Regions from separate parts of the Mus musculus genome. Here all the other regions are linked to region 3. A link is a loop called in an ENCODE intact Hi-C map of the cell type or tissue named here. Cell type or tissue: heart. All regions are shown on one strand. Each heading gives the region's core, and the rest is flanking DNA. Links, peaks and the distances in the headings are about the cores only.

What was found. Hi-C counts contacts between places; a loop is a spot of excess contacts. Peaks named below come from ENCODE experiments on the same cell type or tissue, not always from the same donor. Only the 100,000 strongest peaks of a DNase experiment are listed, where the experiment ranks them.
Region 1: it touches region 3 in a loop (2.1-fold over the local background); 2 of 42 quality-filtered maps call a loop at or near these places.
Region 2: a loop joins it to region 3, with 3 times the contacts of the local background. A loop is called at or near these places in 12 of 42 quality-filtered maps.

Annotation. Positions count from the first base shown.
Region 1 is chr15:51,770,998-51,779,201 of GRCm38, reverse strand. Gm41320 (a long non-coding RNA gene) reads left to right here and starts at 4,165. Exons shown (of 2, transcript XR_875335.1): 1 at 4,165-5,626. In heart, for the core only: a CTCF peak has its summit at 3,934; DNase peaks (open chromatin) are centred at 4,011 and 4,131; H3K4me3 peaks cover 585 bases; H3K27ac peaks cover 981 bases.
Region 2 is chr15:51,987,572-51,995,775 of GRCm38, reverse strand. Rad21 (RAD21 cohesin complex component) reads left to right here and starts at 4,016. Exons shown (of 14, transcript NM_009009.4): 1 at 4,016-4,229. Gm52217 reads right to left here and starts at 4,801. Exons shown (of 2, transcript XM_030248881.1): 1 at 3,987-4,801; 2 at 1-646. The coding sequence starts at 4,707. The coding sequence ends at 615. In heart, for the core only: a CTCF peak has its summit at 3,851; DNase peaks (open chromatin) are centred at 3,905 and 4,545; H3K4me3 peaks cover 3,022 bases; H3K27ac peaks cover 2,261 bases.
Region 3 is chr15:51,875,456-51,883,585 of GRCm38, reverse strand. It overlaps Utp23 (UTP23 small subunit processome component), which reads right to left and starts at 6,145. Exons shown (of 3, transcript NM_030132.5): 1 at 5,876-6,145; 2 at 2,396-2,570; 3 at 1-1,435. The coding sequence starts at 6,063. The coding sequence ends at 1,049. It also overlaps a transcript of Gm34678 not described here. In heart, for the core only: a CTCF peak has its summit at 6,170; a DNase peak (open chromatin) is centred at 6,155; H3K4me3 peaks cover 1,594 bases; H3K27ac peaks cover 1,022 bases.

The DNA of each region.
Region 1 (8,204 bases), core at 1,114-6,113, 100 kb after region 3:
AGACATCACCTGTCAGTTCAGCACCTTTGTTCTTGACACGAATCTGGCTTGACTTTTGAAAGTAGAGCCCCAGCATGAGCAGAAAGTATGACTACAAGCTGCCCCTTTCAAGAGTGGTGTCAGATGTGGGCCACGCTTTGAGGACTTTGGGTGCCCATCCAGGAAACACAAGCATCAGCCTCTGCTCAGCGCTCGGGGTGGCAGGGACACTGGTTTGTTGAGTCAAAGATGTGTTTCTCAAAGTACTGCCCCATGAGCATCACCTGCAAGCCTTTTAGGGCAGTGAGTTCTCCAGACTCATTGAGTCAGGAGGATCCCTGCAGGAGGTGGGGAGCCTAGCTAAGCTCCTTGGGGGCTGGACACAGTTTGGCCTGGAATCTGGCTATGTCGCCTTCTGGGAAGGTTTTTCGTTTTGTGTTCTTTATCAAGTCTGAAATAAGCCTATACGGTTTATAAGTCCAACCTGGCCCCATTTTTAAGGTACCAGATGATATTGGGAAGACTTTACACAGTAACTCACTGTAACCCCAAGAAGTGGAGAACCGTGCATGATTATTTCAGGCCTTAGAGAAAGAGAGATGGAAATGAGAGGGGTAAACAAAGGAGAAGGGGGCTGGGAGAATCTCTCGTCCAGACAGACTTCCAGTTGTAAGGCAGAGAGCAGGGACATATCTGTGTTTGGAGTGTAGCGCCCAAGTCAAAAGAGGTCAGCACGCGTGACATTTTATAACTGTACACTGAAAATCCTGAGACTATCATGCTCTGGGATAGATGTAGACCTGGAGCCCAAGGTGGGAGAGAAGTAGGGTACTCTATTTCCGACCCTCATCCTTACCTCCCCAACATTAGGATCAAGAAGTCAGGTAAAAGGTGAGACCAAAGATTAAAAAATGTAGAGGAAGCCTGGCATGATAGCGCACACATTTAATCCCAGTGCTTGGAGACAGAGGCAGGCAGATTTCTGAGAGCTCGAGGCCAGCCTGGTGTACAGACTATTATGGTTTGATTTTGTTGTTGTTGTTTTGTTTGTTTGCCTCTGAAATGCCTCCAAAATATTGCCTATTGAGTCTTCTGAGGGAATTCTTGTGTAGCTAAGTGGTATCAATAGAGTGTGATGCCAAGAGTAAGCAAAACCAACATTCGGTGAAGGAATTTCTTGATGACCTTTATAAAGCGGAAGGGACATGTGGTTTTTAGTTAGCTGCAAAATCCCTACTACTATCTTATTCAGCATGGGACACTGGGGCACAGTGAGGCTGCAAACCTGCATAGCTTATGTCCATGAAACAAAGCACCCAGGCACAGGGAACGGACAGTCCCCTCCACCTCTCCCCTCCCCCCACATCCCTTTTACTTATCCAACTTTGGTTTTTGTAGTGCTCTCTGTTAATGATCTTTTTGTTGTTGTTGTTGTTAAAGAGTATATAGGAGTTTTAGATTTAATTCCTTACAGCTTGCATTTAAGACTCTGGAAAAATGAGAAGTAATTGGAAGATAACAGTAGCAGCTGCTTAGCCAGTTGTTTCAAAATATGGCAGTAAAATCTTCAACTTGAGACTCGCTATTTTTTGCATGCACATGTCTGTCATTGGCTGTGATAGATTTTGAACCTCCTCACCAAGTGAATGCTTTAGGAGGGCAGCGGAGAAGGCTTCTGACAGCTTATATTTTATAAACTTTACATATACCAAAAAATTGTGCTTCCCTTAGAAAAGGAGAGGGACGGGTGCTAATTCTATGCCAGCTTGCTCAACCGACTCAGGCTAGAAGGCAGCCTCAGTTTTCCCTACCACTGTTGGGAAAAGCGACCCGAATTGGTTGGGCACACAGATCAAAGGACACATCCTTAGAGGGAGAGGGGAAGTTTTGGTGGAAGATGCAGATTATTTGCATCACAGATTTGAGGTGTGGGGCAGGCAACATGTAAAGAAACGCCCCATTACCACCCTAGGCTACAGCTTCCTTATTCCTGTAAATGGAATTAGCCCGCAGCAACTGCTTGGTCTACACAGGGTATTTCAGTGGAATTGGGGTTTCATTTGCCTGTGGAGGGAGGCACTGGTGCATCTTAAATTGGTCATGACCCTCCCCCTTGAAGGCATCCTCCCTGCCCCGCCTCCCTGCCCCACCTCGCCCGAGAGCACTTGCTCTTCAGGGTGAGTCTTCAGAGTAGCAGGGGATGGATGGCTAGCTGTGGCCCTGGAGCTTGATGGTGGCACCTCAGTACTGTGGGTTACCTGGTGGGGAGGAGGAGAGAGCCCTTCAGCAGGTCTAAGAAGAGTCAGCTGTAATTTCTTATACCTGGTGCTACCTTTGTGGGGATGAATGGGAATTTTCCTGCTAAACACAGTTTTTTTTGGGGGGGGAGTGAGGGGGTAAGAGGTTTGTTTGAACGGTATCAGCCAGTGATCTTTACTTTGAAATTCCCAATTTTTTTCCCCCATAAAGTGAAGTATATGACAGGTTAGCAGTGTCAGCATAGGAAAGGGAGGTAGTCCTATACCAGGGGTTCTCAGCCTGTGCCTTTTGATCCCTTAGACAAACCTCTTATCTTCAAAAATATTTACACCATGATTCATAACAATAGCAAAATTACAGTTAATGAAATGGGAACGAAAATAATTTTATGGTTGGGGGGTCACCACAACATGCATTAAAGGGTTGCCGCTTTAGGAAGGATGAGAGCCACTGTCCTAGACACAGCTGGCCCTGGGCCTGAGTGCTTTCACAGTTTAACTGTTTGCTGCCGGTCGTAGCCCCTCCTGCTTCCTCCTTTGCTGCCCTTCTCCAACTCAGAAACTATGCCAATTGTTTTCCTTTCATGAAACTGTTGTATATGATCTACAAAAAGATAACACTTTCCCTTAGTGGGGACCAATCCTCTTATCTCGTTATATACTAACAATTACTTACTTGTGCAGTAACCCAGGACTTATAGAATCAAATTAAATTACTCATTAAAGGGTAGGCACTGGCCGAGTAACCACAGAGCCCTGTTGCTAGCAGTAGCTCCCAGGGATGGTGGGAGAGAGTCATGGGAAAGGAGACACAGAGAAGGGGATCGGACAACTTTTCTCCGTAACAGCCTTTTGGTATTTCAGACTTCGTGGGCCATGTGTTCAGTACAGCGATTGCTCACCCCGAGGCAGTCAGAAGGCCGCTGGAGACGGTATAGAAATGACCAGGGTGGCTGTGCTCTTGATAGGTGGACTTGGGAGCTGATACAGGAGCTGGTCTGATGTGGGCCTGCTGTAGTTGCCTCGCCCTACCTGAAGGCAAAGAAAAGCAGTGAGCATGAACATAAGTTAACGGAATGTTTGGAGAGCCCCCTCACTTTGCTTCCAATTCTGGCACTGACCATATCAAAAGAACGTCTTTGAAGCATAATTAACTGCTGACCAGGTGGTTTAGCACAAACTCATGAAAGAGCGTAGAGAAAGATACATTTACAGAGCCTATGTAAATATACAGTTTTATTTATCAGGGTTTATTACTTTTTATAGCAGGAATTACTACCGCGATGGTCCTTGGGAATATGGTAATAAATAAGACCATTTTCCTCTTGTCTGTAGAGAGCCGGTATTCTGGGGCGATTTACTTTTGGAGGGGTGTATGATTTAAATGGAAAGTGGTTCTGTGGCTCCGCAAACACGGTTCCCTCCCTTTTTTTCTACCCCGAGTAGGATGGCAAAAGCAGTCTGGAGCAGTAAAGAACTTGACTTGGTCTTCCTGACAGCCAAGGGCTCAGCGCTGTAGAGTGAGGCTGCAGCTTTCGGTAGATGAATCCTCCGCGCTGTTTCTGCCAGCGGCAGCTGTTTCCGGCACCTGGTTAATTAATCCAGGAAAGGCCAGTGCTCATTAAGAGTCCCTGGTCCCAGAGCTGCGTTTTTATGGGTGGGGAAACTGAGGTACTGCAAGGGTTATGGGTTTGGCTCGGCTCACAGCCTGCTGGAAGCTGAAGGCAGGATTCAGGCCAGCACAGCCGGTGGGCCCTAGGAACTGGACCAAAGCCTCTCTCCCAGGACGTCTTCGTCTCGAGGGCAGCTGAGACTTCTCAGACCCACGACTCCAATTAAGCTTAAGAAGGATTCAGAAGACTGGAGGCCCCCGCTGCGGGAAGGGGGGTGCGGGGGGGGGGGGGTGGTAGTGCTGCTTTGACAAAGGAGGGGCTCCAATTGGGAAACCAGATGCTGCTTCCGGACCAAAAAAACGCTTAAGAATTTTGGCAGCCTCAAGAGGTCAGAGCTGGAGGCTGCAATGTGTGGACAGTGCTGTGGCTTAGTGGCTCATGGTACTGTGCTCTCTGTAGAGAATTGTCCTGGAACCAAAAACGGATTTGTGCCTTGCGGGCTCTGGTTCCCTGCTTGTCCCAGGTTCCAGAGTTGGAACAAGCTCTCCATCTTCCTTCCCAGCCTTTTGCAGGGTTGTCACCTTGGAATGAAAGGTGTATTGCTTCCTCCAAAAAATAGCAGGGAGCTAGGAGTAGCAGCGGTGTGAATAGTGTATGAATCGGCTTACTTATTACCCTTTCGTGTTTCACAAAGTCAACCCCCCTTTTTGTCTTGCGATTTGCTTCCATCTACCCAGAATCGGCGTCCCCCCTCCCCCCGCCCTGCCCATGTTTTTTATTTATCTGTGGTAAATTAGTGAGTTTAAAAAAAAATGTTGGAAAACTAGATCATTTTAGTGTTTATTGAAAGGGGATATAATAAAAACAGGGTAGTCCCAGCTTAGAGAAGAAAACTGTAATCAGAATCACAGTGATAAGATGAAGGCCAAAACTAGCCAAAGGGTACAACTTTGGAAGGACTGAAGGCCAGCGGCCGTCAGAGATGGCAGTGGGTCCAGGAGACGACTCTCCACAGCTCCAGAAGCCACGTGATCAGTGTTTTTCCAAACTGGTATGGAAAGGTAAATGTTAATATCCAGCAAAACATGTGATATGCATTCTGGAAAACCTAGCTAGCGGAAGCCTCCCCGAGATCAGCGGCTGTGTGTGCTGTGTGTGCTGACCAATGTGCTTCCTTCTGTGGGGGCAGGATGATAGGAAAAGTATTTATATTTGCAAACAGTAGGTTTTTATTTGTTTGTTTTGAGACAAGGTTTTTCTACATAGCTCTAACTGTCCTGGAACTCACTATGTCAACCAGGCTGGCCCTCAGGAAAAAGAAGGGATCTGGGTGGAGTGGGCAAATCCTGCAGATGGTCACATGATTTCACCCCTGTGAAGGACGGGTAGAATAGGGAGGGAGGGTCTTGGTCTGAAACCCAGATCTAAGGATGTTGTGGCCAGTAAGGGGGAGCCCCTGAGGCAAGCAGTCAGTGCTCACAGGGCCTGTACTTACTGGAGGCTGGGAGGGGCACTGCCTTATTCAGGCCGCTATGGATTCAGAGCCAGGCTGGGACTAGCTATCTCCACAGCAGGGGACCAACACAGCACAGTTTTGAAGGCTGCCACTTTGCTTACCTAGAGCTAGCAGTCTCAAGGGGAGACAGGCAATCAATAATGACGTTGGTGTTCCCTGATGTGCAGATGTCACTAGGACCAAGAAGCAGAAGAGGTCCTGTCATGTAACAACCACAGAAGGTTAACTGCTGGCCACATTCGGAGGAGCTTCACTGAGAGGTCAGAAAGGCACACTGGACTCAGGAGAGACAGGCAGCATATTGGACAGAGAGAGTGAGAGATGGGGACCGAGGGATGAGCTGGAGAGGAAACAGAGAGGAAAGGAGTGAGAGGGGCAAAGAGGGGAAATAGAGAGAGGGGGAGGGCAAGAATAAGAGAAAGAAAAGCACAGAAAGAGGGAAGGAGAGAGCAGCAGGAGTAAGGGGAGGTTAGGTGGGTGGGTGGGTGGTGGTGGTGTCTGCTCTCTAGCTCAGTGTAAGACTCCAAAACATAGAATGGTAGAACTGCCTATACCTCAATTAACCTAATCTAGAAAATCCAAACACATGTCCAGAGGTTTGTTTCCATGGTGACTCTAAATCCCCCATCACCTTGGCAATCATTATCATCCATCACGATATCTAACGAACTGTCCTTGGAATTCTGGGGGCTCCCAAAAGTTATTTTCCCTGGTGCTGTTCCTTCTGGGGTGGGTACAAAGCTCACCATAGAACAGCAGGGCCTTTGTTCAATCCTCAGCGCTGTAAACAAAAGTAGAAACATGGTTAGAGGCACACAGCTCAGAGATAGAGCACCTGCCTATCAGGTACAAAGCACCAGGTTCAATTCCCAGTAACGTAAAAGCAAGCAAACTAACCAGAAAGCTCCAGCAAAAGAAAACCAGCTTTGTCTTGCCCTCCAATGCATACATTTTAAGGAAGTGCAACGGAGACCTTGTGCATAAAAATCATAGTCATCAAGACTTGCTCCTTGCAGAGACTGAAGGAAAGGCTACCTAGAGACTGCCCCACCTGAGGATCCACCCCATATATAGTCACCAAACCTGGACGCTATTGTGGATGCCGGGAAGTGCTTGCTGATGGGAGCCTGATATGGCTGTGCCCTGAGAGGCTCTGCCAGAGCCTGACAAATACAGAGGTGGATGGTCACAGCCAACCATTGGACTGAGCACAGGGTTCCCGACGGAGGAGTTGAAGAAGGGACTGAACTGAAGGAGCTGAGGCGGTTTGCAGCTCCATGGAGGGAGCAAGAGTGTCAATAGGCCAGACCCACCCCCCCCCCCGTGCTCCCAGGGACTGGACCACCAACCAAAGAATACACATGGAGGGACCCATGGCGTTGGCTGCATGTGTGGCTGAGGATGACCTTGTTGGACATCAGTGGGAGGAGAGGTCCTTGGGCCTGTGGGTGTTCTATGCCCAATATAGGGGAATGCCAGGGTGGGAAGAGGGGAGTGAGTGAGTGGGTGGGGGAGCACCCTCATAGAGGCAGGGGGAGAGGGAAGGAGATAGAGCATTTCAGAAGGGGAGACCTGGAAAAGGGAAACCATTTGAAATGTAAATAAAGAAAATATCCAAAAAAAAAAAAAAAAAAAAAAAAAAAAAAGGACTTGCTCCTTGGACAGTGGAATATACTAACCTTATTGATTAACATTTTCTTTCTCATATCATTTATATTAAGGATCTCTCAGATTTGAGGACAATTCCAATCCTTTCCACTGTGTTAGAAAATGATGGCATATATAAAAAAAAAGGGTTATCAAGCTAGTTTTGGGAGTGTGTCTCAAAGACACACTATGCCACACTAAAGTTTTAGAGAATAACCGAAAGACTTGTTCACGCTACGCAAGTGTGTAGGCGGCTTTGCTAGGGCACTGTACAAAAGGGTCACAGTGCATTGGCAGCGGTGAGTGAGGGGCCAGGGGAGAAACCGCTTTAGATCATCTTCCTGGACCTTGTTCTGAAATCGCAGCTTTCTATGCACACTTAGAAACATTAGCTGCTTTGACAACCGGGCCAGAGTCTTTAAAACCTGGTTCCTTTCTCCTAAGCTTCCCAGCTAGAGCCTGGGGTCAGGATAATCAAAGATCCCACCATAAGGTCCTCAGATGGTGAACCCACCCCTTGAGCTCTAATATCTGTTTCCTTTGAGTTTCAGGCACCTGTACGGATAGGAGTCATTGTTTTCTTCCTCACCCCTGAGTATGTTAACAATGTATGTACTGGTGGTGCTCTTTTGGTCGTACTCTTACCTAAGAGTTCAGTTCTGTGTGATGAAACACCCCGTTCTGTTTCTGTCCCTCTCCGCATCTGAAATGTGGTTCTTACTAGGTTATACTCAACCTTGGTCTGACATGAACATCTAGACATAAGCCTGTTCCTTCTTGGAGAGCCCTGTCTCCCACACATACCAGTGTGTCTGAGGCTGCCCTGCCCAGCCCTGGGGCATTGCAGACAGCGATAAACAGGAAAGTGATGCCAAGAATATTTAAAGAATAAAAAAATGGAATTGGAATTAGAATCAGAAATCGGAAGGAAGCAAGGAGCAGAGAGAAGGAGGACAGGGAGTAGGGTGTGCTGGGGAAGTAGCTTAGTTGGTAGAGCACTTGCCTAGCATTCGGGAAGCCCTGAGTTGTGTGCCCAACACTGAATAAAAGTCGGCATAGTGGCACATGCCTGTGCTCCCAGCACTAGAAGGTAGGCACAGGAGAATCAGAAGATTCTCTTCTAAATAGTGCATATATATGATAGACAGACAAAAAGGCAGACAGACAAGTGACAGATACACAGATGATGTT
Region 2 (8,204 bases), core at 1,922-6,921, 110 kb before region 3:
TTAACCAATCTGTAGGCTGCCATTTTGTCTTACTGATGTTGCCCTTTGCCTTGCAGAAGCTTTGAGTTTCATGGGTCCCATTTATCAATTGTTGATCTTAGAGCCTGAGCCATTGGTGTTCTGTTCAGGAAGCTGTCTCCTGTACCAATGAATTCAAGGTTATTCCTGACTTTACATTCTATCAGATTTAATGTATCCAGTTTTATGTTGAGGTCTTTGATCCACTAGAACTTGAGTTTTATGCAGAGTGATAGATATGGATCTATTTGTGTTTTTTTTACATGCAGACATCTAGTTTTCCAACTCCAAGCTTCTCTATTCTTACTTCAACACTTATTTTCATTGTCCAAGTCCATTGCCTGAGTGTTAACCATTGAACTTGTATTCCAAGAAGCAAGAAAGAAGAAACAGAAGAGCAGCCTGCTCCCTTAAAAAAAAAAAAAAAGCCAAGAACGAAAAAAACCCTTTAAATTACCATAGAGTGAGTTTCTCTTTTTTCTTTCTTTCTTTTTTTTTTTTTGTTTTTGTTTTTTGTTTTGTTTTTCAAGACAGGGTTTCTCTGTATATTCCTGGCTCTCCTAGGACTTGCTCTCCAAACCAGGCTGCTCTCCAACTTAGCGATCTGCCTGCCCCTGCATCCTGATTTCTGAAAGTAAAGAAATGCACCAAGCTCAATTCCATATATATGAACTCATTTATACTTCCATGGAAAATTGATTGTGGAACATAGTCTATTAGGTAACTGGCATATGCCAAACTAAAGGCAAAGAGTTTGGGAGTCAATTCTATATAATTGGCTATATAATTACTATATAATTCAATACAGATAAAAGATCAATAGAGAAGAAAAATCAGTAAGTGTTGAGAATAAGTATGTAAACAGATACCCACATCTACTATGAGCAATCATGATAATACTAACAATTTTAATGTATTGACTTCAATGTGCCAAATGCTCTGCTAAGTACTTTAAATACATTATCACGTGTAATAAGCACCATAGCACCAACCAGATGGATAACATTTGCCTGACTTCATAAATAAAACTTAACCGCAGGGAGGTTGAGCAACTTGAAAGGCAGTAGCTTCTAAGTGGAAGATTGTAATCAAATCTCAGGCCTACATGATTCCAAACTCTGCCTTCAAAAAATAGGATCCAGATAGCAGAAGACTTGCAATTACCTGAAAACTGTTTATAAAGCATATTCTCAGGCCTACTTCAACTCTCTAATTCAAATGCAGTTGAAGTAATATTTCAGTACAAGTAGTAAACCAAATCAAAATTAGAAAACAAGACTGCCAGGTACCCTGCACAAGTATACCAGAGACAGAGCAATAAACAGACTTTTTCTTCAGGAAAAAAGTTGTGTCATAATACAGGGCAAATCTTTACACCAAGTGTTTGTATGGTTTTTGTAACGTGATGATTTCCAAATAACACAGAAACTGCAGTAGTTAATTTTATTCTTATCAAGAGACAAGAACCAGTTGGTGTTCGTGACCCCCATGCAGTCTTAGAAGGGTCTTTAGGAGTTTGCCTTTTCACTCTACTTTTCTCCTTTATCAAAATTAGCAGTTTCTCTCTTTCCTTATGCCCCTCATCAAACTCGTTTAATTCTTTTGCAGTGAAAATACTATATTGGTGGTATCCTTTCCTCAACTGGTAGTAATTTAATACATTTTAAATGTTTGTTTGTTTGTTTGTTTTTCGAGATAGGGTTTCTCTGTATAGCCCTGGCTGTCCTGGAACTCACTCTGTAGACCAGACTGGCCTTGAACTCAGAAATCCGCCTGCCTCCGCCTCCCAAGTGCTGGGATTAAAGGTGTGCGCCACCATGCCCAACTAATACATTTTTTAATTTGTAAATTTTTTAACATCATAAGGTCTTCCTGACATTATTTTAAGAGCTCCACCCCAGCTCTATTTGCCCATTTGTCAATAATTTTTCTAGGCAGTTTTGCTGGATAAAAGAAACAATGAATACCAAACTGAAACAACACACCTGGAAAAAATACTGTCAATCTTATTTTATTAAATTTCTGTTATAAAAATGGTCACTGTCAAATATTTCCAGGGAGGTAACTGAAATGTTCTTGGTATTGAACTGTTAATATGATGAAGTTTTTGGACAAAAGTCTTAATGATCTATAAGGCTCTAATCCAGGTTCTGCCTCCCCCCCCCCTTCAGTTCTTTGTAACTCAAATCAACATATGCACTCTCCATCCTCTCTAGGCCCACTCCTGAACCCAGATGATTTTGATTTGGTGATTCACCCATATGCCTGGGCAGATCCTACACCCAGCCTTGACATGGCCTGTGAAATCCTGTTCTCAGAGTTGACTCAAATCTTTCCTTTCCCATGAGGTGGGTGTAACTATGAATTAAACTTAAATGTAACACACACACACACACACACACCCCGAGGGATTATTTTCACTCATTTAATTCATACATATTGTATTGTGTTGGTATTTGAAATACGGACTGTTATCCCTAACTTCTTTGCTTCTCTATGTCTGTGCCTGATTATATTTTACTACATATCTTATCCTTAAATGACATTTCTTATCAAAATCCAGATAAACAGCAAAATCATTATCAGTGTTTTATCAGTGTTTTAAACCCATTTCCTTCTGCTTAGTCCAAGACCTTAAGGCATTTTACTTGGGGAGTTTTCTTTATTAAACAAATGCTTTTTTTTTTTAAACAAATGCTTTATACCTTATTTTTTTCATTTACTGTAAAAGCTTTAAAGTTATGCCAAAACACATTGTGATATTCCCAAAAATCTTGTCAATCCTCTTACTCTAAGCTTCCTACTTACTCTAGTGTTTTTGACATATATAATCCTTTTTCAAGAGTTGATCAGTTCCGAGGAACAGCTCTGCAAAACTGTGTGCAGTTCTAAACCAAAATCTGCTACTGTATGTTTTATAATCCTCCTACCGTTTTCCTCTCTCAAATGTGTTGTGTGTTATCATGAGACAGACAAGCAGAACAGAACTGCTTTATAAAAAGGCTTTAGAGAATGACAGCAAGCAGTTTCTCGGTCAGTTATTAAGTCAAATCATAAAAGTCATTACTACGTAGCCAAAAAAAGGAAAGTGGATTATTTTCCAATGAATAGAGGTGAAATCTGTTAATTAAATCTGTCCTGTCAAAGGTTTGTTAAGCAAACTGCCTAAAGTTGACACACGCACCTTCAGCAGGTGTTTCCAAACTGTCAGTAGCTAACTCCCACAGTAAGAAATTTACTGATGAACCATAAGCAAGCATCTGCTTCAAAGAATCAAATGTTGTTTTGTTGGTTTTTGTTATTGTTGTTTTGGTTTGAGATAGGGCTCCTCTGTGTAGTATTGGCTGTCCTGGACCTTGTGACCAAGCTGGTCTTGAACTCACAGAGATGCACCTGCCTCTGCCTTCCGAGTGCTGAGGTTAAAGGCGTGTACCACCACCGCCAGAGAATCAAATGTTGTTAAAGGGAACTTTCAAGAACATATATGAGACTCCATGAATGGGAGACCAAAGTTAGTTTAGGAACTGCGTGTAAAAGGAATCTACTCTCAAAAAATTTCTCCCAGGGCCTCGGTAGCATGCTTTTTGCTGCAAACCTAATATAAGCACAGGTTGGCCGAACCAATTAGGCCTTACTTTTCCAGCAGCTAGCTTAAGATTTTTGTTTCCTTCGTCGCTGTACAAGGTCATTAAAATAATTTTTATTTTTGCCGGGCGCAAAGAAAACTGGCCAACAGCAAAGACCTGCTTTAACTCGAGTTCAAGTTAAACCCCAATTAGTTACACGGTGTTGCGCAGGCGCTGCATTTGCCAACTCTGACGCTCCGCAAACCTCTTCAAGGAACCCTTTGCGCCTGCTCCGTGGCCAATAGGTGGCTGGTCCAGAGACAAGGAAGTGGTCAGCGCGCCTGCGCCGCCCCTTCTGTGGGTGGGGGGCGGCTCCGGCGGGTTGCGCAGGCGCACACGTACCTTTTTGACCGTAAACATCCTGCCGATTTGAACCGAGGATTTGGGCGGCCGGAAGAGCCGCGCCGTAACGGCCGCCATCTTGTTTGTTTGAGTGAATCGGAAAAGGAGGCGGCGGCCGTGGCGGTGGCGGGAGCAGCTCCGAGGCTACACCGCACAAGGGCTCCCCCTCTCCCCGCCCCCTCCCCTGACCCTTCCCCCCCTCCCCGGGCCACCCACCCCTCCCGGCTCCCCGCCGAGATCCAGGTAAGCGATCGGGCCGACCCCTCCTCGGGCTCTGGCTCCCTCCCCGGTGCTCTGCCCCGCCGGGTTGCTCCCGGGGCGCGGGCTCCGCGGCCCGCAGTTGCGGTGCGAGGCGGCCGGCGTTGCGGCCCCCGAGTGCTGCCAGCTCCCGGGCAGCGCCCGGCGACCCCGCGCTCTCCGGGCCCCCTACGTCCCGGGGCCGCCCTCGCCTGGGGGGGTTCCTCGCTGCCCCGGGGCCGTGCACCGCGCCTGCTGACTTCCTAATGGTTCCGCCGCAGTCCAGGGCCCACAAAAGCGACCCTCGGCCGCGCGGAGGTGGGACAGCGGGATCCCGGGGCTGACGGGGAGAGAAGGGGAGGTTTGAACGAGCCCGCTCTCGGAGCTGGCCGCCCCCTCGGGGGGGAAGATGGCTGTCTGCAAAGACGCGGGACTCAGGGCGGGAGCCGTCAGGGAGACTCCTGGGCGGGCGGGCGCGGTGCATCGGGTGTGGAGTCCGGGGTCCGGGTCGCGCCAGGCGTGTGCTGGCCGCAGGGATCGTGGACTCACTCGCCTGTTCTTCTGTCTCCCTCAACCGGATTTCTCTATAATGTATATATTTGTGTGTTGGGCATCTCAGAAATTGGACCGGCTGTTTTAAAACACGATCGAATAACATTGCTTCCAAGAACATGAGTGTAGCTGGTATTCCCCTTAACTTTTCTAAACTTTTTTTTTTTTTTTAATTTCTTTAATGGCTAAGGATCGAGTGTTGTAGAGACGTTCCGAGGCTGGGTGCCTTTTTCGTGGCACAGAAAGGCTTTGAGTAGGCTCTGCCAGGATAGTGTAAGGTGACACTGTCGAGGTGTTCAACTAGACCAAGCGGCCTTCTTCAAATTTAAGAGGGAAACGCTGTGGACGTTTTCTTCGTGCTCTCTGATTTGTTAAGCTGTCTTCAGCGTTCCAAAACGCGTTGGTGTTTGAATGGCTTATGGAAGTGGCTTCTGTACTTCGGCTTCTCTTTACAAAGGAAAGTTAATATTTGCTCTCCTTAAACTGTATTGGAAGAGCTTCGGCGTCGTCCCGTCCCGTGCCCACCACCCCCACCAAGGGTGCAAAATCCTATTAAAAATCAAATGCCAGTGAACTGAAAGGCTGCAGGGTTTTGGAACAGACTGAAGTCGCTTTCTTAAATTGTAAATACCTTTAAGGTTGGAGGCAACTTTCTTTAAGAAGGTATTGGTGAAGGTGTGTGCCTTGTCCAGTGTTTGAATTATCTTAGAGTTTGTATAACCAAAGTTACAGAGTTGTTTAAGGAGTGGACACGGTGCTTTTTGTATTATGCACAGTAAATTGGGAATTTCTTTTCAGACTTAGCAAAACATGCAGATTCTGAGAGAGTTATACTTGGGTAGTTGGGAAAACTTAATTCTTATTCTTTTTTTTTTTTTTTTTTTTTTTTTTTTTTGGTTTTTCGAGACAGGGTTTCTCTGTATAGCCCTGGCTGTCCTGGAACTCACTTTGTAGACCAGGCTGGCCTCGAACTCAGAAATCCGCCTGCCTCTGCCTCCCAAGTGCTGGGATTAAAGGCATGCGCCACCACGCCCGGATGAAAACTTAATTCTTGAGAAATATATTTTGTTTTCCATCCTACCTTAAAGGTGTGAATATTCTAACTGGGCAAGTTGATTTTTGAGACTTCTGTTTGAATCTGCTTTTGAGACTACATGTGCTGTTCCGTTTAATTGTCATTATCCCTAAAGAATATTATGTTGACTTTGTAGTTGATATAAAGTCAGGCTTGTGTTTTGTTATTGTTGTTAGGAGAGGTGAGGAAATCCGATTATGTACCCCAGGCTGCCCTTGAAGATCCTCCTGCCTCAGGCTCAGGACTCCTAGGATGATGGACACCAAGGCCAGGCTAAACTTCAGACATGAAATGACTTCTTAACCATTGCAAATAACCAAGTAAAGAAGGAGTTTAAATTTGAAATAAAACTCATTCTGTCCATATTAGAGCCAAGGAGAGTTGAGCAGTAGTAATATGTAAGCTGAATATAACATGCTTCTCTCTCTCTCTCTCTCTCACAAACACACACACACACACACACACACACACACACACACCCCTACCTTTCAGGCCACTACCAGGCAGCTCTCTTTCTGTGTGAGCTGGGTATTGATGTTTTTTACAGTCTGCAGCCTGCCCTTTAGGTAGTGTACTTTTCCTGTTATAAAACACAGATCACAGTTGGGTATTTTGCTAACTTGATAGCTGATGCAGATCAGGATTACATCTTGACTTCTAGGGTGATAGTTTCAATTTTGGATAGGTATGCCTATGTTTTGTTTTTTAAATATCCACTTATACGCAAAATAATACAGAAGTGGAGAGCCCCATTTCCAGAGGGCACTGCTGTCACCAGATTTTTTAGTACTCCACAGATAGTTTGAACTTATGCACATGCTCCTAAGTATATACAGATGACCCTGCTTGCTCTTAGCTCCTCTTAGGGGGCTTAACCAACTGCGGATTTAAAATGCTCTGTAGCATCTTTGTTGCCTTTCATATTTACTATGGCAGGTTTTGTTTGTTAAACCAGTGGGAGGTTTGTAAGAACCCTTTACCCAGCCAACCTATAGATAGATGCCATTTTTTCCCCAACATTCAGATCATGATTCGATCACTTGGTTAGTAAAATCCTGCTTACTTACAGTGTGCACCTAGTTTTCTTAGACACAAAGCTATTGTACAATTAATATCCTAAAACAATAACTTTATGCATAGTGACAAGCAAAAACCTCCTTTGACTCAGTAGCAATGGTCTAGAACCAAGCCTGCAGTAGTTCTGAGATGTACATGTGTTCATGTAAAATTTGAGAGGGCCATCATAGCCGGGTGTGGTGGCACACGCCTTTAATCCTAGCACTTGGGAGGCAGAGGCAGGCAGATTTCTGAGTGAGGCCAGCCTGCTCTACAGAGTGAGTTCCAGGACAGCCAGGGCTACACAGAGAAACCCTGTCTCGAAAAAAAGAAAAAAAAGAGGGGGGGGGGGCATTGTGCTTTGGTGTCTGTAAGAAATTGGCTCTAGGGCACACTGTGCCCCAGGGATTGCAACTTCCCCCATACCCAGAAAAAACTCTGGACATAGTTAAATTCCCTAATACACCGTATTGTTTAGGGAGTGATGAAAAGGATGAAAGGTGCGTGCTCACTACTAACACACTTTAAAAACAATATTTCATATTGCAGTAGGCTGAATCTAAGAATATGGAAGCTTTACATTTGAAGGGGCAACTGTATATACATAGACCACAACCTTTAAATCACAAAGACTCCACCCCCACCGCTGCTATTCTAAGTTTTGCTGTCAAATCAGCAAAAGCTACTCTTCCATCAAGCACTTAGGAAATACAGTGATCATGTGTATGCTCTATTCTTCTGTAAAATTGCTATTATTTAGTCATTAGGAAATTAGGCAAAACATTTGATACATACTTAGTTCATTCTCTTTCCCTCTGTCTCTCCACACATTCCAGTATATCTTTAATATTGATTACTGAAAGTGTAGTTTCTGTCCAGAAAGCATGAATGTGTGAAATTTTCCTAAGACCTTGCCAAATTGCTCTTGAAGGAGGGTGGACGGGTTTATTCTGTCACTTCCTAGTAGGTGAGGAAGATGCAGGTGAGGAAGATGCTGGCGAGGACGGACATTGGAGCAGAGGCATGCGCTTCACTTGGACTTTCTCTGCAGTAGGAAGAAACTGCTGTAGTTTTGCATCAGTGAGGATGCTCTAAATACCTTCAGCTATGGAGTTGCTTGCTGCACTAGAAAAACAGAAAACGTTGGTTCAAGATGATGACAAGCTCTGCTTTGGTATCAGATGCAAAGGTCTTTTGCAAGGGATCAAGAGAATTTAGAATCTCCAAGATCTCTGCAGATGAAACAGCCATATTGTAAAGTTTAGATTTACTGAGGGAGAGCGGGTAATGATGCTTGT
Region 3 (8,130 bases), core at 3,131-8,130:
AGTTATCACAGAGAAAGGAGCTTCAGTTGAGGAAATGCCTCCAAGAGATCCAACTGCAAGGCATTTTCTCAATTAGTGATCAAGGGGGAAAGGCCCCTTGTGGGTTGTGCCATCCCTGGGCTGGTAGTCTTGGGTTCTATAAGAGAGCAAGTTGAGCAAGCCAGGGGAGGCAAGTCAGTAAAGAACATCCCTCCATGGCCTCTGCATCAGCTCCTGCTTCCTGACCTGCTTGAGTTCCAGTCCTGATTTCCTTTGGTGATGAACAGCAATGTGGAAGTGTAAGCAGAATAAACCCTTTCCTCCCCAACTTGCTTCTTGGTCATGATGTTTGTGCAGGAATAGAAACCCTGACTAAGACACCCACTGAGTCATCTCACTGGCCTTAGGACTGACTTTTAAAATTATGTGGTGCTGGGGTGATGCCTCAGTCAGGACCTTACCTGCCGTACTACTGTGAGGAGTTGGGTTCAGATCCTCAGACTCATACAGAAAGCCACATTCAACAGTGAATGCTGTCAATCCCAGCACCAGAAAGGAGACAGGAGGATCTCTGGGGCTTAACGGCCATCCAGGACCACTTAACTGGCAAGTTATTGATTCAGTGAGAAACTCTCTCAAAAAATAATGGTAGAGAGTGATAGAGAAAGACACTTCATGCTGACCTCTAGCTGCTTCATACACACGCTCACCCCCCCCCCCCACCGCCCAACAAGCTCACAAACACTACTGCACCTACACACACAGAGAGAGAGAGAGAGAGAGAGAGAGAGAGAGAGGCTCACAAACACATACCACTCATATACCACACACATACACAGCACTTGGAGGGTGAGAAGGGGAGAAACTGGAGATAATTTTATAATAAAAATACATCCCCAAAGCAACAACTGAAGATGCACACTGACAAACCCAACTATTCTTTACTTTTGGCAAAAGTGTATGTAGCAGTAGTAGTTTACAAAAATAAGTTAGTCCTCTGGTATACACATTTTCACAGTTTGAACAGGAAGTTAGTTTCCACTGTCTTCCAGAGTATCCCCAGCACACATCAGCCTTCTGCACCCTGCTGCTCAGAAGACACTTTCAGGGTGGATCTGTTCCGAATCCGTTTCCTTTTCCTTTTCTTTTCGGAAGCAGGGGACTTTGTATCCTGTGCTTTCTTCTTTTTCTTCAGGCAGCTGAGAGGATTGGGGCCGCCCACCTTCTTCTTTTTCCTCCTCCTCCTCCTCAGGTCCGGGTTCCGCACCAGGCCTTGCTCCTCCTTCAGTTGCTTGATACTCTGTTTCTCGTGCACTGAGACCAGCTGACCCGCCTCGACCGCCTTCACAAAGGCCACTGTTCTGGGAGAAGGCTTGTCCAACACTATAGTGTTCTGAATAATGAACATGAGAGGAATTCCAGGAGTCCTCTTGACTTTCACAGATAAGTTCTGATCCTATTAAAAAGGAAAGGGGTTTGGTTTCTCAATCAAAATTAGAACCTAAAATTAAGTTTCTATTAAAAAAGGCTAGATGGGGAAAAAAAGAACTATATGTTTTCTTTTTCAGATGACATGTCTTATTAATCAAAATGTATCTTACGGTAGAGGACAGAAAACATAAAGACTAAGCAGAATGAAGCCACTCAACAGCAGTCGGGGCTGGATCAGTCAACACTCTGGGCCCACGAATTATCAACCAATGCAACAGAAAATACATTAGAAACTTTCTCTTGCCTTTCCACTAGATATTCTCTCGAAACATCGACAAGGGAAGAGGTTGGAGCAGAGTAATAAGCTGACTCCACAATCATATCTGTATACCTCATGTGTGCCTAGGTGGCCGTAAGATGGCGGTGGGTTCCTTGAGACTGTAGGTACACATGGTTGAGAGCAGCTGTATAGGTGTTGGGAATTAAACCAAGAGCAGCCAGCTCTTAACCCCTGAGCCATCTCTGCAGCCTCCTGATGCTAATCTCAGAGCACATGCACCATGAGCTGAGAAGCAGGAATTCAGGAACATGCTAGGTTATGAGTCCAGAAGGCAGAGACTGCCCGACTCCTCCCTGCTTGAAGAACCGTGACGCAATCAGCACACTACTGCAACAGCTCCTCAGCCTCTAGAAGGAAACTTCTGAAGGAAAAAAAGTCCCCCAAACTTAGTCTCCTCCTCATATGTTCAAGTAAGTACCTTTATTGATCCCATTTTAAAATGTACATTTTTAAAAGTCCAAACAATGAAACATGAATTAGCTAAGTGACTGGAATCCTCTCTAATACACCACAGTAAGTAAATAAATAGAACTTCAAACACTACATTATCTCTCCCACTTACTTTTCTTTGTACTGCAAACAGAGCTGCATGAAGTATATATAGAGGTAGTTAAAACTGCCTTACAGTTTTGAAAGTAACATTACCTGTGTGGCCACAAAATAATGATGAGGGTTCCCCTCATCCACCATGGACAGGAGACATTCAGACCCACTCACTGGGCTCTTGAAATGAGGACAGTTTCGAACCTGGCATTTCTGTGCAATCAGTTTTGCTCCATATAATTCCTTTCCCAGTGTTTCTAACTCCTTTAACACACATCTGGGGAGAAAAAAGTCATTCAGAGTCCAGAATCACAACCAATACATTCCTTCTGTTTATACAAAGCAAGCATAAACACAATACTCAAGTTTTTAAGGTGGAAAAACTATTCCATAAAAATGTGACGGGGGAACGCCAGGGCCAAGAAGTGGGAGTGGGTGGGTAGGGGAGTGGGGCGGGGGGGGGGGGGGAGGGTCTGGGGGACTTTTGGGATAGCATTTGAAACGTAAATGAAATAAATACCTAATTAAAAAAATAAAAAAATGTGGATTTATAGCACGGTTGCCATTTTCTTCTTAAATGAAAACTTTAAAAATACATACTCCAAGCAGAAAGAATACCAATGTCAGAGTACACTAAGCATTTGTGTACAGGAAGCATGCAAGTTGTTTTTCGCATATACTATTGCTTAACCTCAAATGTATAATAAAGCTACATGATTAACTGAATTAAATTTCTAACTTATCCTCAAATCTCTACCTCTTACAGATGGACCAGATACAATGAGCCTTCCAGATACTGAAGAGGACTCCAGGTCACTATTACAACTTCAAAAATCACTAACACAGAATCAACAACAACTTATGTATCCTGTTTGAATCCTGATTTTAAAAAATAAACAAATGAAAAATAAGAAAAAAAAGTTTGTTTTTTTAATTGTAGGAGCCAGAATGGTTGATGAGACCAGGAGAAAATGGCCCACAGAGTCAACTAAGCAGGGTTCATGGTGCTGGCTCACAGAGACTAAAGCAGCATGGTGGTGTAGCTTGTTGTCTTGTGAAACTTCTAATAGTGGGAACACATATGTCTTTGAGTCTTTCACCTGCTCTTGGGGCTCTTTTCCACCTGTTGGGTTACCTCCTCCTGTCTTGATGAGGGTTTGTGTCTAGTCTAATTTCATCTAGGCCCTGTTCCGTTGATATCCCTGGGAGGCCTGCCCTTTTCTGAAGAGAAAGAGAGGAACAGTGGATTTTGTGGGATGAGGGAATAAGGGAACTGTAGTTGGGATGTATTGTATTGAGAGAAGAATTATTTTTTTTTAAAGTTTTTTCATGACAAACAGCAAAGAATGACAAACAGATGTGTGAGGAGGTGGGGAAGAGACGGGGACAACAAGAATGGGCTTTCTGGGACCAGCAAATGCTGGGTATCAGGGTCTTCAATCTTGTGTTGGTTGACAAATTCCCAAAGTAGCTGGGTGGTGGTTGTGCACACCTTTAATCTCAGCACCTGGGAGGCAGAGGCAGAGAGAGGGGCAGAGGGGCAGAGGGGCAGAAGCAGAAAGAAGCAGAGGCAGGTGATCTCTGAGTTTGAGGCCAGCCTGGTCTATAGAGCATGTTTCAGAACAGCCAGGGCTACACAGAGAAATCTTGTATAAAACAAACAAACAAAAAACCAAAACAACAACAACAAAAAACCAACCAACTAAACAAACAAAATCCCAAACCACAAAAAAAACAAAAATTCCCAAAGTTAAGTGGTTGTTGTCCTTTCTCTTCTTCCTCCTTGAGAATGGCTCTTGCCAGGCCTTCTTCAAACTCATGGTACTCCTCCTGACTCAGCCTTGCAGAGTATTTGTATCACAGGTGTAACCTCCCTTGAGTGACTCCGTAGTTGAAGTCCTTGGGGAACTATGACATGTACATGTAGTACTTCCCGCCTGGTTGTATCACAGCACGGGACTGTTAGTATTGGTATGGCACGTGGGAGGAAACAAACTACTTACATTCAGAAGCAGCTAATCCAGGGACAGAGGCTGTTAAAAGCTGTACAGGCAGCTCCTAAGGCTAAAGGGATCATATTTAAAAGTTTGTGTGTGTTGGGCTGGGTGATGGTGGTGCCACACACCTTTAATCCCAGATTTCAGAAGGCAGAGGCAGGAGAATCTCTGAGTTCAAGGCCATCCTGATATACAAAGTGAGTTCCAGGGCAGCCAGGGATACACAGGGAAACCCTGTTTTGAAACCATCACCTAGACTCCAAAAAAAAAAAAAATTTTTTTTATGTATATGTGGGTGGTTAGCTGTAGAGGCCAGAAGAGGGTGTTGGAGCCCCTGGAGCTGGAGTTACAAGCAGTTGTGAGACCCCTGACAGTGATGCTAGGAACCATCTCAGGTCCTCTGGAAGGGCAGGAAGCATGCTTAACAACTGAGCCATCTTTCCAGCCTGAGATTAAAACTTTGAGGTTATCTGCAACTCGGAAAGAGCATTACTTAAGAAATTCTAAATGTGGAAGGCTGTTTACTGCAAAGTAGAACATGAACAGCACACGTCACGGCTTGACTCGGACAAATGTATAAAGAACACCTTAACTGGCTATTTGTAAGCTGTAGTTGAACTCAATTTATTTACTTAAATAAATATTCCACAAAAACTACTAAAATTCTTATTCATGGTCTAGCTTCAGTTTACCTTTTCCCTATTTTCATGTCCCATAATATTAGATATAATATATATCTTCAAGTCCCAAAATTAAATATGGTTCAGGCATCAACCAATTCTATTTGTTCAAAAGTTCTCTAAAACAATAACATTACTATTTCTATCATTGAAAACAGACATTTCCTCCTCAGTTCTAAACAAGCCTCAGAGGGGGTCGAACATCGATTCTATGAGACCTTTTAAAATAACCCCCACCCGCACCCCCCACGCCCACCCCTCTCACACACTCCTGCTCCCGGGTGTGCTACCCTAGGTGTGCTCTCTTACATGAAGTGAGGAGGCACAGATGTGGAGTGAAAAACAGCCATCAGGAGTTGACTTTACAGCCCATGAAGGCTAAGGCTAGGCCTTCGTCTTGCCCACTAAGGTGTCCTCAGGGTCTGGAGCAGTGATTGCCATTTGGTTGGTACTTTAAAAATGGCCTTGGGTAAAGTTTTTAATATCTCCAGCCTTGACTTCTTTTCCTAGGAATTGAAGATAAAACCTCACTGGCAGTTGGAAGGCTTGAAAACCTTTGGGTTATAAGTAACAACCGCCACAGAATGGGTGTTAGCTTTTGGATGTTGAGAAATGTCCAATGTAAATGATACCTCACGTGACTTTATATCAACTTTGAAGAAGTTATGCTCTCTACAGCTACACCATTTCTTGCCTGAGACCACACAGCTGGTTTTAATTGGAACCAGAAGTCCAAGTCAGGTCCACATGTTACCTGTTCTGATTTTTCTCAGAAATAACTGAATATTCACAAGGCACAGTACCATCTGCCTGACTTTTCGGTCAGTCGCGGCCCAAGGTAACCGACTTGGTTGGCACCGTGGAGAACTCTGGGCCACACCCGCGACCCCGCCCCGCAGACCCACCTCGTGGTGCACAGCTGGGTCTCTCCCATAAGGTAGCGGGGCAGCTGGTCCCGCAGCTGGATGCGACCCCGCAGCGCCGCCTGGCAGAAAGTGCCATCCAGAAGGATCTGGTAGGGCTCGCGGACTCCGAAATTGTTGCGGAAAAAGCCGAGATGCTTCTTGGCGTGTTTCTGCCTGGTGATCTTCATGCCTGTTTAAGCCACCGGACTCACCGGCACCAGCCTCACTTCCGCACTCCTAGAAATTTGTATTTCCCGGAACGAAGCCCCTTCGACCCGGAAGTACACTCCCTTATTTCCACAGCCCGCCTCTCGGATTCTGTAGTTCGCAAAGGAACGACCACTCCCACTTCCTAGCGCGAGCTTTAGGGGGCGGAGCTTTCTGTGCAGAGGAGCCTCGGAGTGCGCAAATTGGCGCAGGTTGGCACATGCACACTCGCGAGCTGGACTAATAGTCCTTGCTTTGTGTAGCTCTTTGCCTGACACTTAGGAAGTCTCTAAAAGACTAGTAATATGAAAATAACTAATTATGGTACCATTGACCCAGGCACTTTGTAACTTGCCATTCACTATGTATCATTCCCAAGAATGTTTTTAGTTTCCAAGTGAAGAAAATGAGCCAAGGTTGGACGACCTTAACTTGGGAGGTTTTGCTGGTCTTCAAGGAAGCAAAGGGCACGTGGTTCCTAAGCGTCTGGAGCTCACACTGACTCCTTGATGTTCACGGGTATTTTACAACACCTTACGAATGAACTGATTCTATGGTAAAAAGGTGTTACCCAAATTGACAGCACAGTCTCTAACTCATCCTGGAGAACCCAATTGACATAAATTTGCTGGTTGTGGTGGCGTACACATCTTTAATCCCAGGAGGCAGAGGCAAGAAGGTTTCTGAGTTCCAGGACAGCCTGATCTTCATAGTGAGTTCCAAAGCAGCCAGAGTTACACATTGAGATCTTCTCTTGGAAAACAAATAAACTAAACAGCCAAATTAATATTTAAAAAAAGGATTTCCATAGTGTGGCCAAACGGAGGTGCCAGTCATTATGACAGTCAATCTCTGAGGTCCTGAAGTGAAATTAAAGTGTACATAGGTAGCCAGGGACATGAATATCTAACTCATTGGTTCTCAACCTGCCTAATATAGCCCTTTAATATATTTCCTCAAGTGTGGTGTGTGTCAATCATAAAATCAATTTCATTGCTACTTCATAACTGTAACATTGTTGCTGCTATGATTCATAATGCCAATATCTGCGTTTTCTGATGGTATTAGGAGACCCTGTGAAAGAGTCTTTTGAACCTCAAGGGCTCAGGACCCACAGGTTGAGAAATGCTGAATTCTAACCAACCTTGGTTAATATGTGGCACTGTCCATCATTTTTTAAGACTTTGGTCCTACCCTGGAAGGTGTTCTAAGAAGGCATTAAGACTGGGAAATCTCTTTCCCAGAAGACAAATTAAATTCCCTCTTGGTGTCAGGCTCTGCGTCTTTTCCTTCTTCCAGCATGAAATTGCCATTTCTTAGGGTCAGTTGTTTCAATTTGAGGGACACGAAAGAATATCTTCAAGTTCTGCTGGGCCAGTTACAGAGCCATTATTTGTATCTTCTCATCCCAAAGCCAAGCCTGAGTGCCTCAGTGTTTTAGGAGAATTTCCAAGAGTTTCATTTCCCGAAAGTTTGTTGAGTTGGAGGCCTGATCTCAATTTCATAGACGTTTTTCTGTCCGGAGTTTCTAACATAGGAAAAATACATACTGGGTTAAAATTGAAAGACACACACACACACACACACACACACACACACACACCCCTAATTTAAATACTTTCGAAGTTACTTAACCAATTTAGTTAAATGAAGACAATGAATAAGGAGTTTTCAAATTTGATTAACTGTGTAGGGTATCCACTCTAAGGTAAAAGAATCAAAGACTGGAGAGTATGGAGTTTGCATTTTTGTCTCTGGCTGGAATCTGTCCCAGATCTAGTCTTGGCCAATTTGGCCAAAGATTGAAGGAACTTTTTTTTTTTAATGACTTATAATGTGATTGAAATGTATTGCTTGCATTTGGCCCTTTATTTCAATTTATAGGTTTATGGAATTGAACTAAGGTACTCTATAAAGTCAGTCCTGACCTGAAACCCAGTACTACCATGAGATGGCTGCTTTCATTTAATGGAAAATAAAATTAGGGGTTTGAAATCATGAGATGCTGTAGAAGGGCTGGTTTCATAGTCCTTAAGCATAATTGTCAG